Regions from separate parts of the Homo sapiens genome. Here region 1 is linked to region 2. A link is an interaction called in ENCODE POLR2A ChIA-PET data of the cell type or tissue named here. Cell type or tissue: A673. All regions are shown on one strand. Links, peaks and the distances in the headings refer to the core of each region. The heading gives the core; the rest is flanking DNA.

The links. Peaks named below come from ENCODE experiments on the same cell type or tissue, not always from the same donor. Only the 100,000 strongest peaks of a DNase experiment are listed, where the experiment ranks them.
Region 1: POLR2A ChIA-PET joins it to region 2 with 5 read pairs; 4 of 35 experiments call an interaction of 5 or more read pairs at or near these places.

What each region holds. Positions count from the first base shown.
Region 1 is chr11:32,056,961-32,068,915 of GRCh38, forward strand. No RefSeq gene overlaps it. Among named protein-coding and RNA genes, the nearest start is that of LINC03031, 22 kb to the left of the region's middle. In A673, for the core only: no CTCF peak of the experiment used is centred there; a DNase peak (open chromatin) is centred at 5,781; H3K27me3 peaks cover 6,470 bases.
Region 2 is chr11:31,798,085-31,806,157 of GRCh38, forward strand. PAX6 (paired box 6) reads right to left here. Exons shown (of 14, transcript NM_001368894.2): 5 at 4,620-4,750; 6 at 3,787-3,828; 7 at 3,477-3,692; 8 at 2,607-2,772. Among named protein-coding and RNA genes, the nearest start is that of PAX6, 9.2 kb to the right of the region's middle. RefSeq lists enhancers at 543-1,080, 6,059-6,274, 7,443-8,073 and a silencer at 6,059-6,274. In A673, for the core only: a CTCF peak has its summit at 752; DNase peaks (open chromatin) are centred at 771 and 6,937; H3K27me3 peaks cover 7,834 bases.

The DNA.
Region 1 (11,955 bases), core at 1,643-9,642, 260 kb after region 2:
TTTAAAATTTTATTTTACAGAAGACAAAGCAATGATTGTGGAGGAATTATTCCGATGTCAGTGCTGAAGGGAAATAATGTAACATTCTGGAATTTATATAAAAATTACAGCTTTGTTGTGTTTCACACTATATATAGTAATTTAATCATTTGCAGCTGATTAATTTCAGTGAAGGAAAATGTAGCATTATGCATCCCTAATGGAGTTCCAAGGTTTGAATTCTAATCGTGAGTTGGGCACAGTTTAAGTCTAAATTAGCAATTAGCTTGGGCAAGGGACATTTAGGTTGAATGGAAGTCATCTGTTGACATGTCCTGAGTCAACAAGAGAGTAGCAATGAAGATCATCAGAAAAATGCCTGCCACAGAACACTCTTCGCTGGCTTATTAATTATAGTGCTGAACATTAGCAGAGTGCCATTCCACTTTAGAAAACCTTTTCGTGTACATTTATCTCATTTGCTTTGGTCTTCATCTAAGTCTGTGAAGTGGGTGTTTGTGCTCCATTTTATAGCAAGGAAACTGAGGCTTGGAGAACTTAAGGCCACACGGAGGAAGAGCACCCTGTGGCAGGATTTGAACCCAAGAGTTCAGGCTTCAAAATCAGTATCCTTTCTACATCAAGATATTTTCTGGGGACAAATTTGCTCCATCTTGAGGTCCTCCAGAGGTTAATCCTCAAATACATCTAGAAGCAGGTACTTACTGTTCATATCCCTTTTTACAGATAAGGCTCGTGTGGGTCAAGTTGCTGGTCCAAGCATGCAGCTGAAATTGAAAACCTCGTTCTTCATCATAATACTTAGTACCTCTCAAAGATGGTTCTTAAACACCAGGCTGAGCCTTCTCGATCTTGTAGTCCACTTGGGATTTGGTGTGTTTGGGTGTGATGGCATATTTTGGGCCAGGAACTAAGGAGAACTAAGGCACATTTTGGATATTCTCAGATCCTGCTCCCCCACTTCTCCACCCTGCTCTGCTCCAGGAAGGAGGAACTGGGTGGATCTGTCAAGTCTGGTCAGTGGGAACAGCAGCAGGAGAGAGGAGGTAGAGAAGCCAGCAGACTCAGTGTTTACTCTTCTGGTTTTCTCACTGCAGGGTTGCCATGAGTCTGCTGTGTCCCTTACCCAAAAGTCATGGTCCCTCTCACTGCCCCTTCAGATCCAGGGTGATCATGGTGCTCACTATTACCAATCCTGGGGTACTACACACTCTTTTCCTGCCTTTTTCTTACAGCCTGTCCTCCCCTTTGTAACTCATTCCTCTATCCAGGAACCCTGCCTGATTGATGGACAAAAATACAGTATAAACCCCACCCTTCACATCAAAACTTGAGATTTGGAGTGAAACTTACTGAATCAGCTAGAGTCCTGGCTGGAAGCAGAAGTTTTCAGATAGGTTAAAAAAGAGATTTTTTTTAATGAAATGACTACTTATAAAGGTGTGGACAGGGTTAAGTGAACAAAGAAATATCAAGGCACCCAAAGACTGGAAGAGCAGGAAGCTATTACTATTCCTAAGGCTGAAAGGGCTGAAGCTGGAAGTCAGGAGGGGCCCCTGACTACTCTCTCTTCTTGCCCTTGGAAGTCTTGCCTGTAGCAGGCTCTCATGGGTGACACCCAACCAGAAACCTGACTGCAGGGCAATGTGGATGGTGCAGGGTTCAGGATCACCCTCTCAGGGTACAAAATAGGACAGACAAGGTAGAAAGTGGAACACTGTAGAAAAACAGGGAATAGCCTATATGTTTATCTTGTATCTTTGCAGAGGCTGGAGGTTAGGAAACATTAATACTTAAGAGTGTCTTAGTTTTACAGGAGAATTTCTTAAGTATTTCATTTCCAACAAAACAATGGATTCAAGCAAGGATCATCAATAGATGCTAAAATGATTGAGTAAAAAGTTGGTTGGATAAAGGATATTAACGTGACCTCAAAGTATCCTCCCAAAGATTACTCGTTAATTACAAACAGGTAATGCGATCTGTCAGATGCTGGCTTAACAAAGCAATCAAGCTTAGCGTCTTCAATAATGGGACCTACTGATGCTATGTGCCCCATAATGGAATGCAGTGGGAAGCAGACAACTTCACCTTTGTTGGATTCTTGCGAAAATGCTTACGCTGAACCTAACCAAGAGAAATATCAGACAAATCCAGATTCCAGAGCATTCTATAAGACAACTTGCCTGGATGCTTCAAAAAAGTCAGTGCCTTGAATAGCAATAGCCACAAAGACAGAGCTAAGCAGAAAAGAGAACTGTACAGGAAAACTTGGATGAACCTGGCCAATATAATGTTGAGCAAAAGAAGCCAGACTCTAAAAAGAGCATGTAAAATGTGATTTCATTTACATCAAGTTAAAAAACACACAAAACCAATTTAGTCATTAGAAGCCAGACTAATGGATATCCCTAGGAGGTGATGTCAGAAAGGGCACCCAAGAAGGAATTCCAGGGTTGCTAATGATGTTCTGCTTCTTGATCTGAGTGCTGGTTACAAGTGCATACTCAATTTGTGAAACCTCATTATAACTAATACACAGTGTGTGCGTGTGTGTGTGTGTGTGTGGTGTGTCTGTGTGTTAGAGAAGGAGAGAGAGTATTAGTGTGGTAAAAGATTAACAGTTGATGAAACTAGCTAGGTGTTGGGTATATAAGCATTCATTATCATTATATTATTCTTTTAACTCTTCTCCAGGTTTGAAATTTTCAAAAATAAAAAATATAAAAAATGGTTTCAATCATTTTTGTAAGTGTTGAATTAATAGAATTGGCCAGCACACTATGTACTAGCAGTGGCCTCTCCAGTGATTTTCCCTCATTTATACACTTATTTAAATATATGCAAACTATTCACACTTAACCAACATAAAACAAACAACTCAAAACCATTTTGCATTCATCATAATCCCTAAACACAAGCCAAATACCTCATCTGGTGCCCAAACACAGGCATAGCAATCTGTTCCCATGTTGAGAGAAAAGCATCTGTGTTAGACATACTAAGCTATAGCTTGGGATCCACAAAGCCATATCTATGGGACTTTGAATTCTCAAGGGTTATTTTAATGTTAGGCAATTTTTACTATGTTCACTGTCGTTATTTATTTTTGTTTAACTTGTGTTTTAAGTTCAGGGGTGCACGTGCAAGTTTGTTATGTAGATAAACTTGTGTCACAGGGGTTTGTTGTACAGATTATTTCATCACCCAGGTATTCAGCCAAGTATCCATTAGTTATATTCCCAATCCTCTCCCTCCTCCCACTCTCCACCCTCTGATAGGCCCCAGTGTGGGTTGTTCCCCTCTGTGTCCATGCATTCTCATCCTTTAGCTCCCACTTATAAGTGAGAACATGCAGTAATTGGTTTTCTGTTCCTGTGTTCGTTTGCTAAGAATAATGGCCTTTGGCCAGGCGCGGTGGTCCACGCCTGTAATCCCAGTACTTTGGGAGGCCAAGGTGGGCAGATCATGAGGTCAGGAGTTTAAGACCAGCCTGAACAACATGGTGAAACTCTGTCTCTACTAAAAATACAAAAATTAGCCGGGCGTGGTGGTGAGTGCCTGTAATCCCAGGTACTTAGGAGGGAGGCTGAGGCAGGAGAATCGCTTGAACCCAGGAGGCAAAGGTTGCAGTGAGCTGAGATCGCACCATTGCACTCCAGCCTGGGCGACAGAGTAAGACTCCATCTCAAAAAAAAAAAAAAAAGAAAAGAAAAGAAAAGAAAAGAAAAGAAAGAAAGAATAATGGCCTTCAGTTCCATCCATGTTTCTGCAAAGGACATGATCTCATTACTTTTTATGGCTTCAGAGTATTGCATGGTATATATGTACATTTTCTTTATCCAGTTTATTATTGATGGGGATTTAGGTTGATTCCATATCTTTGCTATTGCGAATAGTGCTGCAATGAACATATGCATGTATGTGTGTTTGTAAACAGAACAATTTATATTCCTTGACTGACTTTAGAATCCAACCTGCTTAACCTGTGACACCACTGGCAATGTTGACCAATATTGGAACCTCATTTTGCCTTCAAATCACACACCCTGTTGGGGTAGAAGGAAGAAGAAAATTCAGCTCCCTATTCTCTGGTGTTTTCAGTTCCAGGCATGGATTTTACAAATCCCAAAAGAGGGTAATGATAACAACAAAAACAAACAAACAAACCAGGAAAGACAGAGAAGCTCTATTTGTTTTTGTCTACTCCCATTCCAAAATGGCACCCTGGCCAGGCCAGCTACAGAAAACCTGATGTAAACATCAGATACAATGAGAAGCAATAGTCTTCACTCTCAAAGACCATAGCTGCAAAATTCTTATGCTTCTCCCCACCCTCACCCACCCCTTTAACTGCCAAGGATTCAGGGAGGGCACAAGCACTGTGACCTCTTGGCATCCTTGGTCTGAGAAAGATGCAGATTCTTTCCCCAACTCTTCAACTTTTCACTGCCAACTGAACAGACACCTTTGGTTCAGCTCGCCTACCAACTATCTGTGAGCCACTCTCTAGCACGGTGCTGGAACATAGTAGATGCTTGATAAATATTTTTTGAACGAGTGAGCTATGGAGAGAAGAGCTGTGGAAGAAGCAAAAGTGGTTTTCATGGAGCATTCTATGCAACTTGGAGGGCTTTTCCCCCCACCTATGCTGAGAACCCAGCTCTGGAATCCTCAAGGGGACCATCTCGGGATCAGTACAGTCCATGCATGGCATGGCCATTAGTATTCTTATCTTAAGTGGCTTTGCAGACAATTGACTTCTGCAATGAGCCAGGGTAAGAGAAAAATACCATGGCTGTGTAGCAATTGCAGAGGACAGGCTGATTTCCAAGTTTATGTGTGATAACCCTTTGGGACTCCTTGACATGACTAACTCAGCATGTGTAAGGTGCTGAGAACCTGAGGCAGCATGAGAGACAGTTGATGAAATTTCTGGTATTATTACAATGAGTTCAATTTTGTGCTTAAAAATCTGTATTGAGAGCAAATTTTGTGCTAGATGCTATGCTAAGTAAATACATTATTTTATTTAATTCTCACAACAACCCAATTAGTTATCTCCCTTTACAAATGAGGTGACTAAGTCCTGAAGAGGTAACTTGCCTACGTGTGATGGTTAATTTTATGTGTCAATTTGACTGCTGTACTGGGTGCCCTAATATTTGGTTAAACATTATTCTAGGAATTTTGATGAGAGGGTTTCCAGATGAGATTAACATTTGAAACAGTAGACAAAGTAGAGGAGATGGTCTTTCCCAGTGTGAATGAACCTCATCCTATCCCTTGAAGGCCTAAGCAGAACAAAAAGGTGGAGTGAGAGAAAATTTACTCTCTGTGTCTTTAAGCTGGAATATTGATTGAGCATCTCCAGCCTCCGGACTCAGACTGTTACTATACCATCTGCTTTCCTGAGTCCTCAGTTTGGTGACTGCAGATCTCAGGATTTCTCAGCCTCTATAACCTTGTGAGCCAACTCTTTATGAAAGATAGACAGATAATAGATAGATGATAGATGGTAAATAGATAGATTAGATAAATAACAGAGAGACGGATAGATGGATGAATGGGTGGATGTATAGATGATATATAGATAGATAAATGGATGGATGGATGGTGGATGGATGGATAGATGGATGAATAGATGGATAGATAGATGGATAGAGATATATATCCTATTCGTTCTGTTTCTCTGAGAACCTAGACTAATACACTAAGCTCATGCAATTATATAATAGACACTACTGGCTGCTTGCCTACCAACAATTATGAGACATCACACTCCCCGCTGCTGGTAGGACTCATCCTCCACTCTGTAGATTTAAAATGTAAAATACTTCCCTTCCCAGCTTTCACTGCATTCAGGGCACAGATGTGCACCCCAAACCTTGCTGTGTGGATTTAAGGAGAGTTTGCTGGGGGCTATTGGGAAAGAGTTTCTTTCCTTAAAAAAAAAAAAAAAAATGCTGGGCGTGGTGGCTCATGCCTGTAATCCCAGCACTTTGGTAAGCCAAGATGGGCAGATCACGAGGTCAGGAGATCGAGACCCTCTTGGCCAACATGGTGAAACCCTGTCTCTACTAAAATACAGAAAATTAGCCAGGCCTGGTGGCACGTGCCTGTAGTGCCAGCTACTTGGGAGGCTGAGGCAGGGGAATTGCTTGAACCAAGGAGGCGGAGGTTGCAGTGAGCTGAGATGGTGCCGCTGCACTCCAGCCTGGTGACAGAGCAAGACTCCATCTCAAAAACAAAACAAAACAAAAGAGCCACACATGAGGAAATCCCTCCCTCTAACTTTGTGGAATATTGTGTCTGCTTTGTGTGGGAATCAGAAACTGCAGCAACATCTTGCAACTAAGAGGGAGAGATTGCCTTCATGCTTCAGAAAGCAGTGGCAGAAAGAAAGAAAACATTTACATTCAAATAATATTGTAGAGCTGCTGAATTAACCAATTCTGAAAGCACTCTGCCTCCAGACTTCTTACGTGAGATAACAGATAACCTTATTGTTTAAGTTCCTTCTATATAGAAATTTGTTTTCTGTTCCCAAAAGCATCCTAATTGTTCAGTTGATTTAATTTTCACTGTAAGAGCTCACATCAGTGGAAGTCTGTTTATCTAGTCAAAGGTATACTTATTATATAAGTTCACTTAATACTCTTTATTATTTACAAATATTCGAATGAAATGCTAAATATTTCTATTTACCTATGCCCATATCCATTCCTTCATCCTTCCATTCCTCCATCTGTCTGTCTATCTACCTATCTATCAGTGATCGAGTGACTGATTGGTCGATTGTTCTGTGGTCAAAAAATTTCAGGAAGTGGTTTCCTACTAATACATAACCCCTTCTGGAGAGCCTCTGAGAAGCTTCTACAGTAAAACAAACAAACAAAATCCAAAACAAAACATGAAAATTGAACTCAGCATTTTCCTGATATTTTGTTTGTTTAATCCCTTTTTTGGGCACACATTTTAATGGCAACCCATTTTTGGAAATGTGCATATGACTAGGTAACTATCTCCTAAGATTCCCACACACACATTTTAAGAGAGCAATTATTCCCTCTGAAGGCAACACTTGTTATTCTGAAGCACTGAAGCGAAGCCGCCAGTACACAGAAGCCACTTGGATGTTGCTTAGCAGATGTTTACAGATAGCTTGATGTTAATTTCTACACAAAAGATATATTTCTGGCCTTGCCTTATTGTTTATGATTCACGACTAAATTCTGGGAACCTTGAGTCTGGCCCATCATCCTGCCTGAGCTGACCATATTTGACACAGACAGTTTCCATTCATGGTGGCCACATGCCCTGTCTACACCATCCACACCCCAAGAGGTAATTCAGTGCTTGTGTTTTAACATAAACTTCAAGTCACATGCATACTAACACTACTTCATGAGCAAGAAATTACCACGTCTGGTTCATTGACATTTACTTCTGGGAACCATTTCAATCAGATTAATTCATTTATCTAAATAATCTTCCACTCACTTCACAACATCAAAACTCACCAATACATTTTCTGTTGATGCTTCCAACTTTCCTTTTTGTACAGTGAGAAGCAAGATTAATTTTTACCTGGAGTTCACAGACTGGGCACTTATTAGAGTATGAGGGAATGCAAATAATAACAACCTCTATCCCAACAGAACACAAGAAAAGGGAAAAAAGTAGGGCAGATGGAGATGCAAATGTCAATCTACTACTAATAGGGCTGCTGCAGAAAGTTGCTTAGATGTGCAGCAGCAACTGTAGGCTTTGTGTTAGGCAGGAGAGGTAGCTTATGCAGCAGTAACAAACAACCCAAGAGTCTTGTTGGCTAAAAACAAAAATTTAGTTCTCTATCACATTACAGATCCACTGTGGCCCAGCTGAGGATCTGTTCCATGGCACCTTAACTTGGAGTCACAGCAATTGGAACAGACTCTAACTGGAACATTTTCAATTATCATGGAGGAGAGGGAAACGTAAGTATGGTGAGCCCCACATTGACTCTCAGAGCTTCCACTTAGAAGTGACCCATCACTTCTGCTCAACTGTCATTGGCCACGTGTAAGCTCTCCTACCACAGACCCCCAATATTGAAACTCAAAGCTAATCAGATGTGTTCCCCTGCAACAGGCATCACTAGAAAAGCTACAGGCTTCCTCCCGAGCATGAGGGCAAAGGCTTTACTCCCACGTTTACCCTGTAGCCAAGAGCAGAGCCAAGCACATGCTCTCTACAGACAGGCAGACCCCAAAAGGAATGGATGAAGGAACTAAATTTCCCCACTCAGGTGAGAGGGCAGAGAGTCACCAGGCAAAAGCAGTCAAGCCACAGTAAGATTTTTGCAAAATGGGTTACTCCACTTATTCATTGTCTTCTTTTTTAAATTCTCCATTTCACCATTTCACTCTTGGCGTCTTTATTCTTCAACAAGTTCTATGCCTTCATCATTTACTTCTCCATTATCCTAGCCTTCTTCATTCTCCTCATCCAAAAAACCTGAACCCAACTCCACTGCTGGATGCCTGACCACGTGCACCAGCAGTCCCATATCTGAGCTCCAAACAGTAAATCTTTACATTTAGACCAGTCTGAGAAGGACTCTTCTGTGATTGCCACCATAGGCTTCCAATGGGAAACACTGAGGTCAGGGGTGAACGAAGAGAAAATGTGCAGCGCCCAGGATCAGCAGGTGATGGTTCAATGGGAGTTTCTCCCCATCAGCACTTTTGCTGATTCTGATCCCCTCTGAGGGCATGCCCTTTCCTTTTCCCTTTCCTTATCCAAATCCCAACTATTCTTCAAATGTCAAGCTCAGGTCCCACCTCCTATGGGGCACATTCACACCTCTGCAGCCAACCCATAGCCAAACCCTGACTACATCCCTGTGCTAACACTTGGAGCTCACACTGTTGTCTGACTTCATGTGTGATGATTTGACTCTACAAGTCACCTTGGAGGATGGGGACAATGCTTTATTTGCTTTCTGCCTCCCTGGCAGCACCCAGGCCAGCATTAGGCACAGAGCAGCCTCTTGACTGTTTCTGATGCATAGGCTGTGCAAGGTGGTTGGTGAGGTCTGCTCCCGTCACAGTGAATGGGGAAGTGACTGAGAATCCGCCTCTGTCACATAAACATTCGATGGTGCTGATAACTCGGCAAACTGTTTCTGTGCAGGTCCTGTATTGTAGTACTGCTGAGACCCTGAGTTCTAGAAAACATGTCACAGATGCTAAGGGGGTATTTCTCAGCTAAAATCTGCAAGAAAGTAAAGAAAACACAGTTTATTATAATTATTGTAGTATTCAGTTCTTCCAGGCTTCTGGGTTTCTTGTTTATTTGTATTAACTGCATGCCTTTAACCAAGGTAAAGAGATGGATTTTTGCCCTGTTTATTACCTAGTAGTTGTACTCAATTCTGGCTTGACGTCAATGACCTTTAGTGACATCCTGATGATAAACTACCTCTCTTGCCTAAGTTACTGGATGTGCCAATAGTAATAGTAATAGCTAAACTTGTAATGAGCCAGTTACTGTTCCACGCACTTTGCTATGAATCTCAATGTCCTAGAGTCACGGAGAGGTTGGGTTACCTGGCAAAGTTTACGGAGCCTGGAGGTGAATCAGAGTTTGAACCCCTGTACTCTGCCTCCAGAGGCCAGACCTTAAACCTCTACCAGGGATGTCCAATCTTTTGACTTCCCTGGACCACATTGGAAGAATAATTGTCTTGGGCCACACATAAAATACACTAACACTAGTGATAGCTGATGAGCTAAAAAAAAATCACACACACAAAAATCTCATAATGTTTTAAGAAATTTTATGAATTTGTGTTGGGCCTCATTCAAAGTTGGGCCACATGTTGAACAAGCTTTCTCCACATTAAAGAGCAGGTGAAGCAAGAATGGGAGAATTCGGGTCTTCTAAAACCAATCACACGGGGCATGACTTTTGCAGCCACACAGACCTGGGTTCAGATTCTTGCTTTACTGTCTTATTTCAGACAAGTCATTTAACCTTTCTATGCCTTAGCTCTTTCATCTATAAAAGGGGTTAAGGAAGATTAATACTATATAATGTGTCTGGCACGTAGATTCTTAATAAATGTTAAGCATGGATTTGTTCACCTGTTCCCTGGTCTTTTAAGGTCGGAATCATTAGATCATTGAAATTGCACACCATCTGCTCACTCTTTTCACTCAGTTCCATGACTAGCAAACACAGGACAAAGCAGGAAAAGTGTCAGATAGAGGAGAGTTTTTAGGCTGGCCAAGCAGTGAATAGACAATCAGGCACCTCTGTTCAACCTCTGCACTCATCAACCCTCGGGTTCCCCTAGGAGATACCAGATTCCACTGGTTTCAGCTTGGAGGACAGGCTTATGGCTGAGAAGAAACCCAGTTTCTTGGGCATTTATTGTTGCCCCCTCTTTAACTGCCTTCCTTCCCTTTTCCTCCTCTAGCCCTTAAGCAGATATTTCAAATTTATTAATAGGTCTCAAGTCCAATGACTGAGCTACAAACAGCAGAACAAACCTGTGTTTCTTCACAAGCCCATTAAAAAAACGTGACAGAGACCTGGCCTAGCTGCACAGAGGGGTGAGCTGGTTAATTTAGCTTTCACTTCCAAAAATATTCAAGGCAATTTAATAGCTTCATGCAAATAGCTGTGTCTGGATGTCAAATCATCCCTTCCTTGATATGAATCATGGTTTATTCTGTTATCCCTTTAGCAGGACAGCTGGGTGGTCAAGTGTGGACTGGAGGGAGTCTGCCTGGGTTTGAACCCCACACTTGCTGCATGACCTTGGGCAGGTCACTTACCCTCTGTAGTAGGCTAAATAATGGCCAAAGATAACAGGTCCTAATACCTGGAAGTGGTGAATGTTACTTTACACAGTTAGGTTTTTGTAGACATTGTTAAATTAAGGATTTTAGACAAAAGGGTTATCCTGACATATCTGGATGCCCTGAATGCCATCACATGTCCCTAAAAAAAGGAGAGGCAGGGTATCGGGCTCACTGCATCAGAAGGTGCAGTGATGACGGAAGCAGAGAGAGATCTGAGGATGCCACACTGTTAGCTTTGGAGATGGAGGAAGGGGCCACAGGCCAAAGAATGTAGCTCCAGAAGCTGGAAGAAGCACAGATTTCCCCCTAAACACTGGAGGGTACAGCCATGCCGACATCTCGATTTCAGTCCAGTGAAGCTCATGTTGGACTTCTGGCCTCCAGAACTGTGAGAGAACAAACTTGAATCGTTTTAAGCTACCAAGTGCATGGGAATTTGTTACGGTATCCCTAAGAAACTAGTACACCCTCTCTGAGTCATGCTTTCCATGATTCCAGATCAGATGGGAGCAAGAAGCTGATAGGGGTGGCCAGAGAGCGAGGTGGTGAAAAGCGAGATGGGGAGATACTGACCACGAACACCACAGCTGAGCAATTTCCTAGGGACACAGGGCAGACGTCCACAGATGCACTCCTTGACTGCAAGAGCCTGGGGTAACACTACACAAATCTCAGCCATATTTGTGACTTTGCAGTCAAAATCTCACTTTGCCACTGGGTGACCTGGAGCAGATTATTTAACCCTTCAAAGGATCAGTTGCCTGAGCTGCTAAATGTGTTAAATAAGCCATAGCAAGCACAAGGCTGGTTTCCTTATGGTCCCCTCAAGGAGCGAAGAAGCAGGAGGGGCTTCTCTTATCTTGCTCTCCACTCCCTTCCCTTTGAACACTGATGAGATAAGAAAGTTACGCAAAGTTGACTCCCATAGCTTCACTGCACACTACCACCGGGGCCCCTAACGTCAACTTGCAGATCAGGATGGGTCCTTGATGGAGTTCCTTTCGGCCATTCAACATCCATTAGGCACATATTTATTGAGCACCTACTAAGTGCCAGGCACTGGTCAAAGCACAGCCCCCGTGAAATTTTTTAAAGCAGAACA
Region 2 (8,073 bases), core at 1-8,000:
GAAAAGATAGCAACCCGGTTGCGGCACCTTTTCAGCTCTGGAGCGCGGATCAAAACATTGTAGCATCTGTTGAAAGAGAGGCTGACTAAATCCTATAGAGGGCTTGGGTATTATGGGGGGTGGGGGTGGGGTGAGGGGAGGAGATAAGAAAAAGTGTCTCCGTGATCCCTAAAACCACCAAATCGCCGGAGAATTGGGGCTGGATAGAGTTGTCTCTTGTTGTTGTCAGCCCACGTCGTCGCGATTTTATTCACCGCCGCATGGCGTTGATCAGATGGAAACCATATTTGTCTCCCTCTGAGACCTAACCCCCGCCTTATGCTTTTGGAGTATGGACTCTTTAAAACCCAAGAAAGGCTTCCTGGGCTGGGAAAGGGGGCTAGGGAGGGAGGGGGACCCTCTTAGCACCAAAAAGTCTGAGGATTCCCCGGGAACGTGAAGCGAAGCTCACCACCGGTGCCCGCTACCCCCACGCCGGCAACTCTGTGCTTCGTTTGGCCCACGTGTCCTCCCCACGCAACTAGGGGCGACGGTCCTGTGCCTGAGGTGACAATCACCCCCCAAAAACCTCACTTGCGGGTGGGGGGGTGGTGATTGCCAGTTGACCCAGAATTTTCTAGCAACTAGGCGCGTTAAAGTGAAAAGCCCCTGGACTAGCTCCACCTCCGGCCCCAACCATCACAGGCGGACCCTAGCTGATTTGACTCTCACTTCCCGCCCTCAGACTGCCGGCGACGAAAATCCGCCCGAATCGGGCGCCACCTCTGGTGGAAGCTGCTGTCCTCGGCTTCTGCCCAACTCCAAGAAGCGGAAGGGGGGTGTATCCTGCGCCCCAAGCTCATGGGAGCCCACGCACCGGGGAGAGCCCGGAGTGGAGGCTCTGGGCTCAGCCCTCCCAGGCCTAGGCCACCGTGCCCTGAGTCCCTCCCCAAGACTTCTCGGACTAAGTGGGCCAGACTCTTGTCAGGGGAGGGATCACCAGGACCTCAGATTGCTGGGGGCGGAGGGGTGGACGCTCGTGAGTGCGAAGTTCGGGTGTCACTTGGGTGTGTCCAGTGTCTACAAGTGGGAATCCTACGGTTTCAAAAGTCAGGCAGGGATGGGGTTGCCTACACTCGGTGGGGTCAATCGCTAGTCTCACCAGAGGCGGGAGCGGGCCTGGGGGCCCTCTGAGCTCGCGGAGGCGGCGGGTTCGGGGCCCGTGCGGGCGGGGTCGCCCAGGGGAGCCCGGGCCCCGCGCGTCAGGAGGCCTCCGCCGGCCGAGCGGCCGCGCTGGGAAACAAGAAGCGAGCGCTTTGCTCCCTATCTTCCCAGTGTCCGTCCTATATTGTTTTCTGCTCTTAAAACTGACATGTCTAATTGGCAATTGGTGCCGAATCGTGTCCAGAGGTCTCTTGTGGAACATTTCTACAGCTGTCTCCTTCAACTAGACGCTTATTCATGTCGCCTTAATGAGAAACAAAACGTTCTCTAATGAGCAATTACAGAGCGACAGGATTGTTCCCATAACAAATTCTTGCGAGTGACAGAAGCATCCTTTGTACCAGATATTTCGCATACTGTTACCGATTTTCCCTTCCCTCGCCCGACTCCATGGAGGCGCCGGGCATCCGGAGCCGGTCCGAGAGCTCACGGATGCGCCGGCAGCCTCCTCGCAGTCCCGCGCGCCGCCCCTGGCCCCGAGCCCCTCGGCTCCGTTGTGCTCCTGGGAGTGAGACGCCACGTCCCATTATCCCGCATATTATCTCCTTGTCACGAGGACAACAAATACCGATTAATCTTCGGAGTAAACTGTTTCCTATTCTTGACCAAGCTACCTCGGGGTGTGGAGGGGAGCGGAGGGGAGCCAACTGACCCTCCCCTCCGCCCCACCCCCCCCATCCCCCGCTCTTCTTCCTCCAGCCCTTCTCACAGAACCTGGGGTGTTTCAGGTCCCATCTCTCCTCCCAGACCAGAGCGGCTCCCGGCATCCCGCCGTCCTGCTCACAGTATCTTCACCTCACCACTTCCACATAGTCGCCACCCACAGAGAGTGAGAAAGTGGGACCCAGAGGGGCGAACGGGGGAGGGGCAAGGATAGTGGGGTGGTTTTAGTTGGGAGACCACCACTTCCAATGCCCCATCCCCGACTCGCCCTGCATCTCCCTGCTCACCTTTTCATGTGCACCCTACTCATAGTCACATAATTTGTCAATTACAGCAAAAAGCAACAGGATACAATTATGTTAACCTCGCAGTCTGTCAGTGCGTTATCTTGTCACACTTCTACAAGGGGGCTCTCCCTGCATTCTAATGTCAAATTTGAATAGTGCACCACGCAGCTCGTTCTTATGCACACAGTGCTGCCCACAAACACACACACGCACCCACCAGCCACCTTCATACCGCTCCTGACATACACAACCCTCACATTCCCAGGCCAACAAAATGGTTCAACAAACACCACCTACATACAATGTGGTCGATGTGTCCCAGGCCTTCAAATGCAGTCTCACCCATGACATTCCCCAAGCATGGAAGCCCTGAGAGGAAATGGTTGGGAGAGTAGGGGACAGGCAAAGGGATGCACATATGGAGAGCTGCGTGGATGGCTGCTTGGGTTTTACCTTGCGTAGGTTGCCCTGGCACCGAAGTCCCCGGATACCAACCAGGGCGGGTGCCCCAGCTTCCGGTCTGCCCGTTCAACATCCTTAGTTTATCATACATGCCGTCTGCGCCCATCTGTTGCTTTTCGCTAGCCAGGTTGCGAAGAACTCTGTTTATTGATGACACCTGCAAATCAAACCAAAATCAAACCAAATGGTAGTGTCTCCTGAAGACACAGTCACCCATCTCAGCTCACCCACAACCTTAAAAAGCAACTCTCAACCCGTTAAAAAGCTCCCAGCCACCCCGGGACAGTGGGTGGATTTGCAGATACACCGTGGAAAAAATGATAGCTATCACTTTGGGCATGGAAATTTAGTTGGATAGAGAATTGGGCGGAGGGGGTCCTTCACCATTGCTTGGTGTCTCTGGTGACCTAACTCACACGGTTGCTTTGCTTTGTTAAAAGACTGCCCGAAAATAAAAACTATTTAGACTTGTTGTAAAGCTTTCTTTCATTATATTGTTTAATATTAGGATGGAAATGGATGTGTGACACCTGAAGGAAAGTTCTGGCAGGTGGATTAGGACGAAGTTACAATCTGGTTCTCATTTTCCTTCTTCATTCAAGTGCCTTTCCCTGGTGCCTCCGCCCTCTGTTTTGCAGCATGCAAATGAAGTGAATGACTCCCCACACTTGACTCCCATTTTCCAGACAGTCAAAGAAAAGTCAGGGCATTCCTCTCTGTTCCCCCAGGTACAAAGGAGACAAATGTGGAGCAGGGAGAGGACACAGACTAAGAGACAGTGGAGAGAGAGGGTGGGAGGAGGTAAAGAGGAGAGAGCATTGGGCTTAGGGCAGGGAGGGCAGATGTTCTCAATGAACTTACGCTTGGTATGTTATCGTTGGTACAGACCCCCTCGGACAGTAATCTGTCTCGGATTTCCCAAGCAAAGATGGACGGGCACTCCCGCTTATACTGGGCTATTTTGCTTACAACTTCTGGAGTCGCTACTCTCGGTTTACTACCACCGATTGCCCTGGGTCTGATGGAGCCAGTCTCGTAATACCTGCCCAGAATTTTACTCACACATCCGTTGGACACCTGCATAGGGGAAGTGGACAGAAAACCACATTATTAATAATTTCAAGACAAAAATAAAATTGTTTAAGTATGCATTAAACAATGACAAGCTTACGTTTTGATTGTCCAGCACTTGGACTTTTGCATCTGCATGGGTCTATAACACAAAAATATACCTTCAATGGTATGAGAACTTACTGTAGAGAGCTTTTTTTCTTAAAATTACATTTGTAGCCCTAAAAACTACAAATATGATGATACTTTCAAACAATTTGAACTAAAAAACGAATTTAAAAGCTTTTTTTAAAAAAAAAACTTTTCTTAAACACTGCCTGAAGATGCATCAAAACGAAGTAGATAAATTTATTTTTGTGCTGACCTTGCTTAAAGTGGCGTTATGTTTTAAAGAACAAAGGTAAAAAATAAACTGATTTTTTTACTTCTTCTTCTTTAAAAAATACTCAATTGAGTAAATGTGAGTTAGGGAGGAGTAAATAGCATTTGCCTTTTAAAATCAATATATATTATTCATAAACATGAAGAATAAACAAATACCTCAAAAGCTGAGGTAAGCATGGGCTGGGGAGAGCAGAATGAAATTATGCCGGTTTATATAACTCAGCTTATTACGGTTCATAAACTGTTCCCACAATGAATGTCTTTACCAAATAAAAAGAGAAAGATTTTTTTAAAAAAATCCGCACACAATATTTTTCTGAAGCAGATGAGTTATCTTATGTAACTGACCCAGGTTGAAAGAGATAGGGAAGGATGGTGGAAGGAGAGGGGAAAGTGGGAAGGCAGGGGAGTGGGTGGGGGGACTGGGGACTGGGGTGGGTGAGGGTGGGGGGGTCCATAATTAGCATCGTTTACAGTAAGAAATGAAGAGAGGGCGTTGAGAGTGGAGGGCCGCGGGGGCGGCGAGTGGGGCGGCGCCGGGAGGATCACCTGCAGAATTCGGGAAATGTCGCACGGCCGGGCCCCGCTGTGAGCTAGCTCTACAATCTTCTGCCGGGTGGAGTCCGGCAGTGGCCGCCCGTTGACAAAGACACCACCGAGCTGATTCACTCCGCTGTGACCTGAGGAAAGGGAGAGGAGAGGAAAGGGGAAAAGAAGAGAAGAGAGCAGAGTGAAGAGGAAGAAGAGGGAGAAGAAGGAAGAGGAAGATGAGGGAGAACAAGAACAGAAAGGAGAGGAGGAAGGGGAAGAGGAAGAAGGAGAGGAGGAGGAGACAACCACAATGCATCCTCATCCCCCTGCCAACCTGTGCCAACCTCGGCGGTCAGTTCCCTGCTATCGATCAAATAAAGGACAACAGGACCACCAGCCATGCCAGACATCGGGCAGCCCAGTCCAAGCAACCGTGCCCCTGCCCACTGTACTGCAGCAGCAACACAGAGTCAGACACATGCCAAGGAACAAGTACACATGGACCTCACTACAGCCATAACCCCAGCAGTGTCCCCAGCCCACTGCCCCTCTTCATAAACACTGCAGCCAGCCTCTGAACCCACAAAGCGCTAAGAACCGGCTCTATAAATCTCCCAAAGATCCCCTCTGAGTGTCACCGCAAACCATGGGTTCTACAGATCCCACACTGAACCTTCAAGGTCTCTGCAGTGTTGGGACAGTGATAGCAAACCTTACAGCCCTTGAGTGCTCCCTTAGACGCTAAAATCCAGAAATGTTTCCATCACCGTCCAAACTGGCCAAGGCCTGGCACAAGCATCGAGTTGGGTTTTGTTTGGTTAGAATAGAAGAAGGAAGAGGAGAGAACAACCAGAGCAGCCAGTATGTGGCTGGTGAACCCCAGTCCAGGTTTCCGCACCTCCAGTGCAGACGTGAGAGTCAGAGCCCGGGCTCGGCTTCAGCCACAGACAAGTCCGGCCACCGCAAGTAAGGCTTAGAGCCGGGAGTCGGTTCGCACCAGCCACTGCTCGCTTTATTTCCGCCGCTGAACTCCGCCCTCCCCTTAGCCAAGGATAGATATTATCAAAAAGAAAAAACAGAAAAGAAAAATACCACATCATAGTGTTCCCCATCCCTCCTTTATCTTTGTATCTCACAACCTCATCCCTGTGGTCCAACCTTAGAGAATAGGGAGAGGGAGTTAGCCCCTCTTTGTAGTCCCCCTCCCCAAAAACCACAGACACACAAAGCCAATTGCCAATTTCCACTTCCTTAAAAATCTCCAACCTGCAGCCCCGACTTAGATAGCAGCCCTCCCAGGAAAAGACGTGGCTCCCTGTTCAGCTCTCCTCTCCTCTCCTCTCTTCTCCTTGGAGCCTACTGATAAATTGACGCCAGGAGCCTGAGCTTCTTAGCAATAAATAAGCTCCAAATATAGAAGAGGGGGGAAAATATGATGAGCCTCTCTGACATTTGTCTTTAAAATAAAACTAGCTGCACGTCAAGTTTGAGCTTAATTTCTGGAAATAGGCGGAAGTCGCTCCGGATCATGCATGGAAGGCTAATTGAAAAGATCAGTCGGGGCGCTTGTGGCAGCCTTGTCACTTTGTGACAGTGCTCCGCTCCGGGAAATTGCATCGTCACGACAAACGGGACCGTGATAAAACGACCCTTTCCGTCCTTATTTGTAGATCACTCAGACGAGATTGAACTGCACTTGTTTCCCCTTCGAGGGGAGCCGCGTTTTCAGGGTAGCCGAAGGCTTGGGGCTGAGGGGGGGCCCTCACCAAGGCGCGGGTGGGGGCCGGAGCCTCAACTCGATGAGAAGTGACAGGCGTTTGGGGGATCTGGGCTCCGGCCGGGACCAGCGCAAGCAGGGACTTTGCGGGGACACCGCTTCTCCAACAGAGCAAGGCCTGGCCCACGTTTCCGGTTTCTCCTAACTTCCTTTTATTGCCTTCCTTTGCTTCGCAAGTTCCATCTACCCCTCCAGCTACAGAGCCCCACCTCTAGGCACAGGAAGCTTCCCGGAAAAAGAAAGGCTGTCCCAGAAAGAGACCGAGAGAGACTTTCCAAACTTCGGGCATAGCCACGGCAATTCCCAGTCTGCTAATGCCAAGGCGGGCGCGTAAGGCCGCCTAAATCTAGACCTCCCTCCTCACTCATTTCAAAAAATAACAACGTGCCAGCCACCTCCGCAGATACCGCCGGCTGGTGCTTGCCCAGGAGACGCCAGGGCCAGAGCGCCACTCCCAGCATCGAAATGGCAGAGAGAAAGCGCAGCTCCAAATTCCCCTTCAGAGGTTAAGCCTCAATCATTGTGTCCCTTCCCTAGGGACTGCTGGCGCTCTCGCCCACTGGCGATGATTATGCGCCTAGAACTCGACCGCGAAGCAACTAATAGGAAAACATATGGTGTCAATTTGGATGCTCCGCGCCTCGCGCACACCCGGGAACGAGCGGCACAAAGCCCTGCCGGCCGGCCCGCGACCCCGCGCCCCTCGGGGCCTGCCAGCCGGGCCGCAGCGACAAACGCTCAGGGCTGCGCGCCCTGGCTGGGGCCCGCCCGAGAGACAGCCTGCGGCTGGGGAGTCTGAGCTCCAAGGGGAGAGCCCAGCCGCCGAAGGCGAGCCTACCGGCCAAGCCCTGGGGTCCGGCAGGTTCTGCACAACTACTCCCGCAAAGCTCGCCACCTTTGTGCCCTTTCCTCAGCTACGCGCTTACCAGCCCCGGAAGCACCAGGGGGCGACCGGCGTTTCCAAAACAGATGGATAAGGTGCTGGGGACCCTCCTTAAGCCTGTGTGGTTCGGCCAGGGCAGGCTGCTGGAAGACCCGGGCCTTTCCACACTTTGAGTTCAGTTGAGCCCCGACGCCGTGTGCCTCAACCGTAACCTCAAACCGGGCCTGGTTTCGCTGGGCCTCCAGGCTCCCAGGTCGGAGCTCTAGACTAGCCCTGCCGCGTACCAGCACCCACCACGAACAGGAAGGTGGGTGGGACCCCACGGGGTCTGGGCAGAGGAAAGCAGGGAGGTACAAGGGCCATAAGTATCAAAAGCGCTCTGGGCCTGGGACTATCAGGACCCAAGCAATTGCAGTTGCCAGGGCAGGGATTTTCCAATTCCTGGGCACCTCCTTACCAGACCCAGTAAACCGTGCTCTCTCCCGCGCCCTGTAACAGCGAGTTTACCACCCCTACCCTGCTGCAGGCCTGGGGGCTCCTCTCCCCATCCCTTCTAGGCCCGTAGTGGGGTGAGGAGGGGAGGAGCTGCCCTGAGAGTGACTTGGGGAGAGAAGCCCCCAACCCCGCCGGGTTGGTGGAGACTTTCAGTCTTGGCTAAGCCCAAAGGGGCCTCCTTCTCGCTCAACTAGGAGAAGACTTCGCCCCGCCCTGATCAGCCCAGCCCCTCTCTCCGGGGTCAGAGCCCGGGCAGGGGCGAGAGGGGGTGTGAGTTACAGGATTTGGGGGGGATGGGGTTTCTCTACCGCAGCTTC